Linked DNA regions of Homo sapiens: region 2 is linked to region 1. A link is a contact called in ENCODE Hi-C data. All regions are on one chromosome and are shown on one strand. Each heading gives the region's core, a stretch centred on a gene start or an enhancer-like site at or near the end of the contact. The rest is flanking DNA. Distances are from core to core; before and after follow the strand shown.

What was found. Hi-C counts contacts between places; a loop is a spot of excess contacts on that map. Pooled maps may share reads with other maps.
Region 2: a loop to region 1 is called in a pooled map, with 4 times the contacts of the local background. The contact joins two enhancer-like sites. A Hi-C loop is called at or near these places in 3 of 37 single-sample maps with no recorded cell type and 6 of 50 pooled maps.

Annotation. Positions count from the first base shown.
Region 1 is chr17:74,275,521-74,281,952 of GRCh38, reverse strand. It overlaps DNAI2 (dynein axonemal intermediate chain 2), which reads right to left. Exons shown (of 14, transcript NM_023036.6): 2 at 1-146. The coding sequence starts at 135. Among named protein-coding and RNA genes, the nearest start is that of DNAI2, 4.5 kb to the right of the region's middle. RefSeq lists an enhancer at 1,712-1,771. Within about 2 kb of position 1,677, at least 5 of the 41 ENCODE cell types and tissues checked have a DNase peak (open chromatin) inside an H3K27ac peak, as active enhancers do.
Region 2 is chr17:74,510,240-74,516,645 of GRCh38, reverse strand. No RefSeq gene overlaps it. Among named protein-coding and RNA genes, the nearest start is that of CD300LB, 18 kb to the left of the region's middle. RefSeq lists an enhancer at 3,930-4,179. Within about 2 kb of position 2,510, at least 4 of the 41 ENCODE cell types and tissues checked have a DNase peak (open chromatin) inside an H3K27ac peak, as active enhancers do.

The DNA.
Region 1 (6,432 bases), core at 428-2,927:
GTTCCGCTCCACGAACTGCTCGGCCAGCTCAGGGTTGGGCATGATGTCGATGTTCAGCTCGGCCTGGCGGTCCGAGAAATTGCACTGCTTCCCGAACTCGCTGCGCTTCTTGACGTACACGTACACAATCTCCATGGTGCCGGCTGCTGGGGGGCAGAGGGAGGGTGTGGGGTGAGGGACCCCACCGGCCCCTTCCCTATCTCCACAGGTCCTGCCAGGACAGCTCCAGGTTCTCAATCTGGTTGGGGCAGGAAGCAAGGGGTGGTGGGGAGATCCTAGGAATTTGTCCAGAAGCTGCATCCGCATTAAAAAAAAATCCTGAGTGCCGACTATATGCTAAGCATTACCCTGTTTAGTTATTGCAGTTGCTCTCTGAGGAGGGCAATAAAAATTTTGGCCAGGCGCGGTAGCTGACAACTGTAATCCCAGCACATTGGGAGGCCAAGCCAGGTGGATCACCTGAGGTCAGGAGTTCAAGACCAGCCTGGCCAACATGGTGAAACCCCATCTCTGCAAAAATACAAAAATTAGCCGGGCATGGTGGTGCACACCTGTAATCCCAGCTACTCGGGAGGCTGAGGTGGGAGAATCACTTGAACTCGGGAGGAGAACGTTGCAGTGAGCCGAGATCACACCATTGCACTCCAGCATGGGTGACAGAGCAAGACTCTGTCTCAAAATAAATAAATAAATAAAATCACCATTTTCTTTGAAGGCATTTGATGCTTAGATGCCATCAGTGACTTGCCCAAGGTCCTATAGCTAATGCATGCTGCAGCTGGTCTGCCCCCATTCCAAAGCTCTTACCCACCAAATGATACAGTTTTCGTCTTTTGTTTTTAGGGCTTTTTTTTTTTTTTTTTTTTGAGACAAAGGCTTGTACTGTCACCCAGGCTGGAGTGCAGTGGTGTGCTCACAGCTCACTGCAGCCTCAACCCCCGGGCTCAAGTGATCCTCCCACCTCAGCCTCCCAAGTAGCTGGGACCACAGGTGTGCAGTACCATGCCTGGCTAAGTTTTGTATTGTTTTGTAGAGATGGGGTCTCGCCATTTTACCCAGGCTGGTCTTGAACTTCTGGGCTCAAGTGATCCACCTGCCTCAGCCTCCCAAAGTGCTGGGATTACAGGTATGAGCCATCGCACGTGGTACAATACGGTTTTTACTGAATCAGTGTTTATTGACAGGGCAGGAGGAAATATTGATGGTGATGATGTTGGACTAAATTCCCTGCCATGCTGGGCATGAAACACACAGGACACAGATTTGAGACCCCTGGGCCTCTTCTTGAACCCCTCCTCTCCAACCCAATGACCCAACTCCCCACCCAATTGTCCAAAAGGCTCGTTGGTTGCCAGACTCTGGCCTCCACCACTGTCTGGGTACCATCCTGGAAATCTCTTCTCTCCAACCAGGACAGAGCTGAGAGTCAATCCCAGACAGAGAGAAAGCCAGGGGCTTCCCCAACAGGCGGGACATGGAGGCCTTTGGGAAAGCCTCTGACGCGTGCTACTGGTCATGGGACACAGCAGGGAATTGGGAAGTGGGCTGGGCTCGGCCCTGATTTCAAGTTCTGGGCCTCCCGTCACCAGCTGCGTGACCTAGGCAGGGCCACTTAGTCTTTCTGAGACCTGACACACCCACAGGATGCTGAGAAGTGAAATGAAAGTGCTCCAGCAGCATCAGAGGCGGGGTTCACAGGCCACGCAAGGAAGGGTTTCTCACTGATGCTGATTAGAAGTTGTAAAAATGCAATGGGCTGGGCCATTCCCACATATTGCCCTTGACCTTTCTGACTCCCCCATGACATCACTAGACTCCACTGGGTCTGAGGGCTTTCTCAATGAGTTCAGTGGTTGGCGCTTTGACCTGTGTACCTGCCATATCACACCATGGAATTAGCAGAGATTTCCGTCTGCCAGCCACCTGCACTTTCAGAAATTGTGCCTTTGATAGCAAGTTTCCAGGGGCTCAGATTGAGGATCTGTGCAAGGCTCCTGGGGTTGCACAGAGCCTTAGGACAAAAGATGTGGATGAGTGGCTGGTGCTGGTGGGAGGAAGATAAACTGAAGGAGAGCTTGCCTTGGTAGATTTACAACCAAAGGCCTTTCAACGCCCAAGAGATTAGGCCGGGCATTGTGGCTCATGCCTATAATCCCAGCACTTTGGGTGGCCGAGGCCGGTGGATCACTTGAGGTCAGGAGTTCAAGACCAGCCTGGCCAACATGGCGAAAACCCATCTCTACTAAAAATACCAAAAATTATCCAGGCATGGTGGCACGTGCCTGTAATCACAGCTACTCAGGAGGCTGAGGTAGGAGAATCGCTTAAACCTGGAAGGTAGACGTTGCAGTGAGTCGAGATTGTGCCACTGCACTCCAGCCTGGATGACAGAGCAAGACTCTATCTCAAAAACAGGATTACGTGAGCAGGTTTGCCTGTGAGCAGGTTTTGCTATTTTTTTTTAATTTTTAATTTTTGTGGTTACATAGTAGGTGTATATATTTATGGGGCACAGGAGATGTTTTGCTATAGGCATGCAATATACAATATACAATCATGGGAAATGGGGTATCCATCCATCCCCTCAAGCATTTATCCTTTGTGTTACAAACAATCCAGTTATACTCTTTCAGCTATTTTTAAATGTATAATTAAATTATTTTGACTATAGTCACCCTGTTGTGCTATCAAATACTAGATATTAATAGTCACATCATGGAGAATGGGGTATCCATCCCCTCAAGAATTTATCCTTTGTTAGTTATTTTTATTTATTTATTTATTTTGAGACGGAGTCTCCCTCTGTCACCCAGGCTGGAGTGCAGTGGCACGATCTCAGCTCACTGCAAGCTCCGCCTCCCGGGTTCACGCCATTCTTCTGCCTCAGCCTCCCAAGTAGCTGGGACTACAGGTGCCCACCACCACACCCGGCTAATTTTTTGTATTTTTAGTAGAGATGGGGTTTCACCGTGTTAGCCAGGATGGTCTCGATCTCCTGACCTCATGATCCACCCACCTTGGCCTCCCAAAATGCTGGGATTACAGGCGTGAGCCACCGCGCCCGGCCTGTTAGTTATTTTTAAATGTACAATTAAGTTATTGCTGACTGTTGTCACCTTGTTGTCCTATCAAATAGTAGGTCTTATTCATTCTTTCTTTTCTTTTCTTTCTTTTTTTTTGAGATGGAATCTCATTTTGTTACCCATGCTGGAGTGGAGTGGCATATCTGCTCACTGCAACCTCCGCCTCCTGCGTTCAAGTGGTTCTCCTGCTTCAGCCTCCAGAGTAGCTGGGATTACAGGTATGCGCCACCATGCCCGGCCAACAATGTTAACAAAAAGAGAAGCCACAGACTTGGATAAAATATCTGCAAATTATCTATTTGATAAAGAACTTGCATCCAGAATATGTAAAGACTGACCAGGTTGCAAGCACTATGAACAACAGTTTCCAGGCGTGCTTCCTGCATGCCCAGCACCACTCCCAAAGAGTGATCACAATTCTCACTAACATTTCTTTTTATGAGACAGTGTCTTGCTCTGTCATCCAGGCTGGAGTGCAGTGGCATGAACACAGCTTGCTGCAGCCTCAACCTCCCAGGCTCAAGCAATCCTCCCACCTCAGCCTTCTGAGTAACTGGGACCACAGGCAGACACTACCACATCAGACTAATTTTTTTTTTTTTGTAGAGTTGAGGGTCTCACTATGTTGCCCAGGCTTGTCTCAAACTCCTGGGCTCAAGTGATCCTCCTGCCTCAGCCTCCCAAAGTGCTGGGATTATAGGCATGAGCCCATTTTCGAGATGAAGAAACTGAGGCCTGGAGAGATGAAGTATTAATACAGGGCCAAAGGTCACAGTTCTTCAGTTCAGGCAGAACCACCAGGCATGTCTGGCTCTAAAGCAGTGATTGTTAGTCCTGACTGCACATTTAGAAACACCTGCAGGGCTTTGTGAAATCACAATGCTGTTTGAACCCCAGAACAACTACATCAGAATCTCTCATCAGTATATGCTTTTTTTCTTTAATTCTCCAGGCAATTCCATGTGTAGCCAACTTTGAGGACCATTGATTTAAAGTGAGGGAACTTAATCTCTCAACCAGCGTTTCTGAAACCTGGGATCTTCCTTAAAAATACACAGACTCCCAGGCCTCTCTCCTGCAAATGCTGAACTAGATGCCTGGGGCAGGGCCTAGCAATTCGTGTTTTTCACAATCACCCTAGGTGAACATGACTACCAGACCTGTGTCTTACCTACCCTCTCCCGCCTCCAGGGCTACAAGGCACCAGACCAGTGGGTCCTGGCCGCTGGCCCCTGAGAGGCAGGGCAGGAGCTGTGTGCCCCTAGAAGCATGTGCCAGGGGGAACTTGGGCCCTGGAGCAGCTGGGGCAGCAGGTGGGGAGAAGGAGGGTAGGAAGGTTAACCCTTTGCATCCATATACATTGTGTCTTGAAGACAGTACCACCCCATCCCACTCCTAGCCCCAGAGCAACTCAACCTTAACCAGACTGTTGCAGAAAGTGGCATTTTCTTTCTTTTTTTCTTTTTTCTTTTTTTTTTTTTTTTTGAGATGGATTCTCGCTCTGTCGTCCAGGCTGGAGTGCAGTGGCAAGATCTAGGCTCATTGCAAACTCCGTCTCCCGGGTGCAAGCGATTCTCCTGCCTCAGCCTCCCGTAGCTGGGATTACAGGCACATGCCACCATTCGCGGCTAATTTTTGTATTTTTAGTAGAGACAGGGTTTCAGCATGTTGGCCAGGCTGTTCTTGAACTCCTGATCTCAAGTGATCCGCCCACCTCGGCCTCCCAAAGTGCTGGGATTACAGGCATGAGCCACCGCACCCAGCCTTGTTTTCTTCTCTTTCTTGTAGTTTGGAAATTCTCTTTCCTGGGTGGGAGCAATGGCTTAGAGGGCACAGGGTGGGATGAGAAGCCCAGATTGTAGCGGGGTGCCCCAGTGTGTTTTTACCACATGGACAAAGCTACGGCCTTGTGAAAAAGCATGCAAATCCCGTGGCATCCTCCCCTTTGCCAACACAGTGTGAAGCAACTGTGCCTCCCACATGGGGCTGCAGGACTCAGGCAATTAGGGCTGCCTGTCTCTGACTTTTAAAAGAAATTGCTGCAAGCCAGCTGGCTCCTAGGGGACACAAGGAGATTGAAGAGAATGAGGAAACTCCAGGAAGACAGAAATAGCCTCTTTAGCCCAGATCAGATTTTTAACAGCTTTGCTTTCCTTCTTGGTGTTTCCCAAGGCCAAGCCCCGAGTGAGAACAGAGGCATTGTCTTGTGTCTGGAGGCAGACAGAGGGGACATTTAAAGACTGGCCTGGTGACGGGAAGACAACCCATTCAAGGACCCAGAGCAAGCTCTTCTCACAAGCTAGCAGGGCACACAGATGAATAGCAAGGTCAGCAAAGGGCGTCTCAGGAGGTCTCCCCCAACCTCTTGTGAGACTAGTGCTAGAGGGTGGGCTTCCCCAAGCAAGGCCTGAGCAGGAGTGTCTGCATGGGGTGACAGAGCGGGGACGGGAGCAGTGTCACTGCCCTCTGGAGTTTTGGGGGGAGATCCTCCCCCCGTGGGAACCTAGAGTCCCAGAGGCGTGAAGAACACCACTGTGAGTCTCAAACACAGGAACACGCAGAATCAGGGACGCTGTGGTCCAGACATCAAAGATTCAGGCGTCTCCCGCATCCCCGGGGAGGCAGTCAGATGGGAACCTTCACTCACTATAAAAACAAAACTCGTCTTGTGCAGTGAGAATGAGCAAAGTAATTCCTGGAGAGAACCTCCGGTGGCTTAAGGGAAAGTGTGTTTTCCAAGCTGGGAGGAAGGCCAAGGGAGTGATGGGGAGGAGGAGTGTCAGCGTGGGAGACTGGGAAGGAGGCAAGCTGGAAGGTCAGCCCTCCACATTGAACTCCCTAGTGGAATAAGGAGATGAGAACATTTTCCTCTTCTTCTTGGTCCCTGGTACAGCCCCTACTGGGTTCCTGCGAGTGGTGGGCCCTGCATGGCACCTGGCAGGAGAGGACTTCCTTCCCTCTTTCTTTGTTGTTGTTGCTTTTGGGACAGTGTTGCTCTGTCACCCAGGCTGGAGTGCAGTGGTGTGATATTGGCTCACTCCAACCTCTGCCTCCCAAGTTCAAGCGATTCTTGTGCCTCAGTCTCCTGAGTAGCTGAGACTACTGGTGCATGCCACCACACTCGGCTAATTTTTTTTTTTTTTGAGACGGAGTCTCAGTCTGTCACCTAGGCTGGAGTGCAGTGGCCTGATCTCAGCTCACTGCAACCTCCACCTCCCAGGTTTAAGCAATTCTTCTGCCTCCACCTGCCGAGTAGCTGGGACTACAGGCGTGAGCCACTGCACCCGGCCAGAATTTTTGTATTTTTAGTAAAGATGGGGTTTCACCATGTTGGGCAGGCTGGTCTCAA
Region 2 (6,406 bases), core at 1,261-3,760, 230 kb before region 1:
CCCTCACACCCTCTCCTGAGGCAGGTTGGAGGGGTCTCTGTGGGCTGCAGCATCAGGAACTTGACCCTTTCTCCCCCTCCTCAGCTTCTCAGCTCCATCTCCTCCAGGGCCATGGCAACTTTCTTTCTGCAAACAGAAGCCTCCGCGAGGACACAGGCTCCTCACAGCTGAAGTCCTGTGCAAGCCAGCATCCCCCACCATCATCCTTTTGTCTCAGTACTAACCCAGGCAACTGTACCACTGGCCAAAAAAAAAAAAAGTACTTTGATGGTTAATACTGAATGTCAACTTGATCAGATTGAAGGATGCAAAGTATTGTTCCTGGGTGTGTCTGTGAGGGTATTGTCAAAGGAGATTAACGTTTGAGTCAGTGGAATGGGAAAGGCAGACCCACCCTCAATCCGGGTGGGCACCATCCAATCAGCTGCCAGTGTGGCCAGAATAAAAGTAGGCAGAAGAACATGAAAGACTAGATTGGCTAAGTCTTCCAGCCTCCACCTTTCTCCCATGGTAAATGCTTCCTGCCCTTGAACATCGGACTCCAAGTTCTTCAGCTTCTGGACTCTTGGACTTACACCAGTGATTTGCCAGGGGCTCTTGGGCTTTCAGCTACAGACTGAAGGTTGCTCTGTCAGCTTCCGTACCTTTGAGGTTTTGGTACTTGGACTGGCTTCCTGGCTCCTCAGCTTGCAAACAGCCTATTGTGGGACTTTACCTTGTGATTGTGTGAGTTCATTTTCCTAATAAACTCCCCTTCATATATATATATATATCTCCTATTAGTTCTGTCCCTCTAGAGAACCCTGAGTAATACAAGTACTAAACTTTATTTAGCTGCCAATTTCTGTTCTAAATCTATGTTTGTCAGGGAACAACTGGTCTGCAAATGCTAATGGCTTTACCTTGGCTCTCCTTCCTTACTTACTCACAAGCAGGTAGTTTCTGGTCCACCATTTTACCTGGGAGATAACGCCTTTGAGTATTCTGGCCGTAAGTGGAGTCTCAGACACAGCTCCCCACTTTGGGTGGCCTCAAGAACACACCCACGGAGGGAGTGTTCTAACCTCAGGGCATCCTTGGGGGCATCAATCAAGGAGAGATGGGGCCACAGGCCTGAGAGCAGGAAGCTGCAGAATTCTCCAAGGCACTGCTCAGGGTCCCCAGTCCAGAGGTCTCCTGTGTGTGGATATAGAATCTAGTGTGACCCTTTGACAGAGACGCCTCGTTGAGCCTTTGTGTCAGAGACACCACTTTTCATCCATTAATGATCGGCCATTTATCATGATGCAAGAGGAGAAAGAGAAAACAGGGGGTTCCAGCAAGGCCAGAGCAGCCAGAGATGGTGAACGATGTCACCCAACATCTGGCTCCCAAGTTTATGGAGGAAGAAGGGGATGTTTTGTGTCTTCTGGGGTTTCCTTTGGTAATGTGTCCCTGTGGTGGCCCTTGGTGTGCTATGATGAGCCACCTGCAGCAGTCAGCACTAGGAAGCCCCAGTAGAGATTGTGTTACCAGCGTGGCAGAGAACTCACAGCCTCTCCCCTGCTTGGTGAACAGGTGCTCCCCCTGGAATCATATGACATCAATCACCCATCACATGATCACCCATGATGTGACATCACCCATCACATGATTGCCCATCACGTGATGTCGCCCATCACGTGATATTGCCCATCACATGACATCACCCATCATATGATCGCCCATCACGTGATGTCGCCCATCATGTGATATCACCCATCACGTGACATCACCCATCACATGATCACCCATCACATGACATCACCTATCACATGACCACCCCCGCATGACATCACCCATTACATGATATCACCCATCACATGACCACCCATCACATGACATCACCTGTCACATGATCACCATCACATCACCCATCACATGATTGCCCATCACATCACCCATCACATGACATCACCCATCACATGACCACCCATTACATGACAGCACCCATCACATGATCACCCATCACATGACATCCCTGTCACATGACATCACTCATCACATGATCACCTATCACATGACATCACCCATCACATGACATCACTCATCACATGATCACCCATCACATGACATCACCTGTCACATGACCACATGTCACATGGCATCACCCATCACATGACATCACCCATCACATGATCACCTGTCACATGATCACCTGTCACATGACATCACCCATGATATGACATCACCCATCACATGATCACTTGTCACATGATCACCCATCACATGACATCACCCATCACATGACATCACCCATCACATGATCGTCGATCACATGACATCACCTATCACATGACCACCCCCACATGACATCACCCATTACATATCACCCATCACATGACCACCCATCACATGACATCACCTGTCACATGATCACCCATCACATGACATCGCCCATCCCATCACCCATCACATGACATCACCCATCACATGACCACTCATCACAGGATCACCTTGTCACATGACCACCTGTCACATGGCATCACCCATCACATGACATAACCCATCACATGGCATCACCCATCACATGACATCACCCATCACATGACATCATGCATCACATGACATCACCCATCACATGACATCACACATCACATGACATCACCCATCACATGACATCACCCATCACATGACATCACCCATCACATGACATCAATGTCCCATAGATAAGCAGAACACTAAATTGATTCTGTAGAGTGAATATGGGATGGAAAAATCCAACTCTAATCATACCCTACTCACCAAGCAGGAAAGACATGCATAAGCTTCACCTGAAAGTCTTATTTTAGGGCATTGTTGTGTAATCCCAGCATTTTGGGAGGCTGAGGCAGGATGTTTGCTTGAGCCCAGGAATTTGAGACCAGCCTGTACTGGCAAGACCCCCCATCTCTATAAAACATTTAAAATAATAAATAAATAAATAAATAAATAAATAAATAAAAACAAAGGCTGTGATTCCAGGAGCAGAATATTTGGTAATGGAACATAAAGAAAGACAAAGGCCAGGCAGGCCATTCGAGGCATCAGTTCAAGTCCATGCCCATGAGCTGCCTCCTGCCTGCTCAGGCAACCTCCCAGGCAGCTGAAATCAGAAAAACAGATGAGGGTCACAAGCATTCAGCTTCCTGGAAAGGAGTGTCCCCAAAATAAATCACTTGAGTTATTGTAGGGTCTCAGTCTCTCTTCTTGTCTGGATGGTGGTCGGGTTCTAGATTTGCAGGAATGAGGACCAGACCCAGGTAAATTCACCAAAGTCGTATCCCAAGAGGAGATCTCCCAACCATGGCCTTTGCATCGTTTAACTCATCAACCTCAGAAGCACTGGGGGGATTGACCCAACCACATGAAACCAGGTTTCCATGGCCCATTTTAGAAGGTAGAATCATCCCCAGGGGCACAGGTAACATATGTCCATCTGCTGGGCCCCAAGCCCAGCACATTCTCCTTAACTCCCACCTCAATGTCACCACTTCATGTCCTCATTAAATCCCACAAGAGGGAGGTCAGAAAGAAGTTCTGAACTTTTTCTGACCTCCCTGCAGTGGGATGAATTTGAGACTCAACACAGGCAGTCGGGGGAGGGAAGAGGAACTTATATCATGAGTTGATAACAGCACTGCGTGACTTGTGCACTCGCCGCATTTTAAAGGCTGGCAGTACCCCATTTTCACAATGTCCATCTCATCTGTCCTCCCTGACAGCTCAGGGTGGTAGGCCAGGCTATTCTTGAGTCCACACTGGACAAGGCTGTAAATAGACTTGAGTCACCTTATTTGAGCTGAGTTCCTTTACCCGTGAAGTACCCTTTGAGTCATCCTTCGGGTACACCCCCTCACCAACCTAAACCTTAGTTTTTATAGCTGCAAGACGGATGGTGCATGACCTCTTCTTCCCCTTTCAGCCCCAACTTTCCATGACTCTGAGTCAGTTTCCATGACTCCCAGTTCAGGCCATTCTAGTCACCAACCAGGCTGGGCTGCCTCAGCCAGCACAAAATTTGAAGCTGGGGGGACTTGCTGCTTCAAAATATCTATAGAGAGTGGCTTTTTCTAAAGTCAACCTCTAAATCTCTGTCCCCAGGAGGAAGGATGTTCGCATTGACAAAGGGTGGAGGCAAGTATTGGGCCCAGTACTAGGGCCCCAGTGATAGGTCCACATTTGAGATAACAGGGAGGCCGGAAGCTCTGCCCTTAGCACACCTTCCTTGCCAGGTGGAAGCTCCCAATGTAGGCTTTGGAGGTCTGTTCCCTCAGGCACGTGGACTCAGGCTGTGCTTCATGCATTGGTCTGGAGCCTTGGAGCAGGCCTGGAAGAGGCTGTATCTCAGATTTGTGTTCTTCAGGATGTTTCTTACCCAGCATTTTGGACACTGAGCATCTGATTGTGAGGATGGAGTCCACACACTGAATGCGTGTGATTCTCTGGTGAGCAGTGTAACTTGAACTCCAGTGGAAGACTGCCAGGCCATGGAGGTGTTGGCAGCAGCCTGGGACTTCAGCTGAAATGTGACTCAGGCCACAGGGCCAGTCAGACAATTCAGGAAAACATGTCCTCAGCAAACAACCAAATAAGGCACCAGGGACCAATCCTGGAGAAACAGGGACCTTTCAGACAGAGAATTCAAAATAGCTGTTTTGAGGAAGCTCAGTGAAATCCAAGATAACTCAGAGAAGGAATTCAGAATCCTATCACATAAATTTAATGAAGAGATCAAAATAATAAAAAAGAATTAAGCAGAAATTCCAGAGCTGAAAAATGAAATAGACACACCAAAGAATGCATCAGAATCTCCTAACAGCAGAATTGACCAAGCCAAAGAAAGAATTACTGAGCTTGAAGACAGGTTATTTGAAAATACAGAGTCAGAGGAGACAAAAGAAAAAGAATGAGAAAGAATGAAACATGCCTATAAGATCTAGAAAATAGTCTCAAAAGGGCAAATCTAAGCGTTACTGGCCTTAAGAGAAGGTAGAGACAGATCAGGATAGAAAGTTTTATCAACGGGATAATTACAGAGAACTTCCCAAACCTAGATAAAGATATCAGTGTTCAAATACCAGAAGGTTCCAGAAACCAAGCAGATTTAACCCAAATAAGACTATCTCAAGACACTTAATAAAAAAACTCCCAAAAGTCAAGGATAAAAAAAAGGGTCCTAAAAACAGAAAGAGAAGAGAAATAAGTAACATAAAAGGGAGCTCCAAAACTTCTGGCAGTAGGCTTCTTGAGGGAAATCTTACAGGCTGGGAGAGAGTGGTATTTAAGTGTTGAAGGAAAAAACTTTTATCGTAGAATAGTATATCTAGTGAAAATACCCTTCAAACATGAAGGAGAAATACTTTCTCAGACAAACAAAAGTTGAGCAATTTTATCAACACTAGACCTGTCCTATAAGAAATGCTAAAGGGACTTGAGGTCAGGAGTTTGAGACCAACCTGGACAACATGGTGAAACCTGTCTCCACTAAAAATACAACAATTAGCAGGGCATGGTGGTGCATGACTGTAATCCCAGCTACTTGGGAGGCTGAGGCTCGAGAATCACTTGAACCCGGGAGGCAGAGTTTGCAGTGAGCTGAGATTGTGCCATGCACTCCAGCCTGGGTGACAGAGTGAGACTCTCCATCTTAAAACAAATAAATAAATAAAAATAAAAAAAGAAAGAAGTGCTAAAGGCTAAAGGGAGTTCTTCAATCTTAAAGAAAAGGATGTTAATGAGCAGTAAGAAATCATCTGAAGGTACAAATCTCACTATTAATAGTAAGTACACAGAAAAACAGATTCTAACCCCTGAAATTGTGTGTAAATCACTTATATCTTGAGTAGAAAGACTAAAAGAAGAACCTATAAAATATATAAAAAATAATAACTATGCTTTTTTTTTTTGAGATGGGGTCTTACTTTGTTGTCCAGGCCTGGAGTGTAGTGACATGACCTTGGCTCACTGCAACTTCTGCCTCCCTGGCTCAAGTGATCCTCCCACCTCAGCCTCCTGAGTAGCTGGGACTACAGGTGCACACCACTACACCCGGCTATTTTTTGTATTTTTAGGAGGGACAAGTTTTTGCCATGTTGCCCAGGCTGGTCTTGAACTCTTGGGCTCCAGTGATCTGCCCACCTTGGCTTCCAAAAGTGCTGAGATTACTGGTGTGAGCCACCGCACCCAGCCTAAAGCAACATTTAAGACATTGAGAGTATAATAAGGTATCAATAGAAACAACAAAAAATTAAAAAGTGGGGGGATGAAGTTCAAGTGTAGAGTTTTTTTCTATTAGCCTTATATTTGCTTGTTTGTTAGCTTGTTATTACAATCAGTGTTAAGTTGTCATCAGCTTAAAATAATGAGTTATAAGATATTATTTCCAAGCCTCATGGTAATATCAACT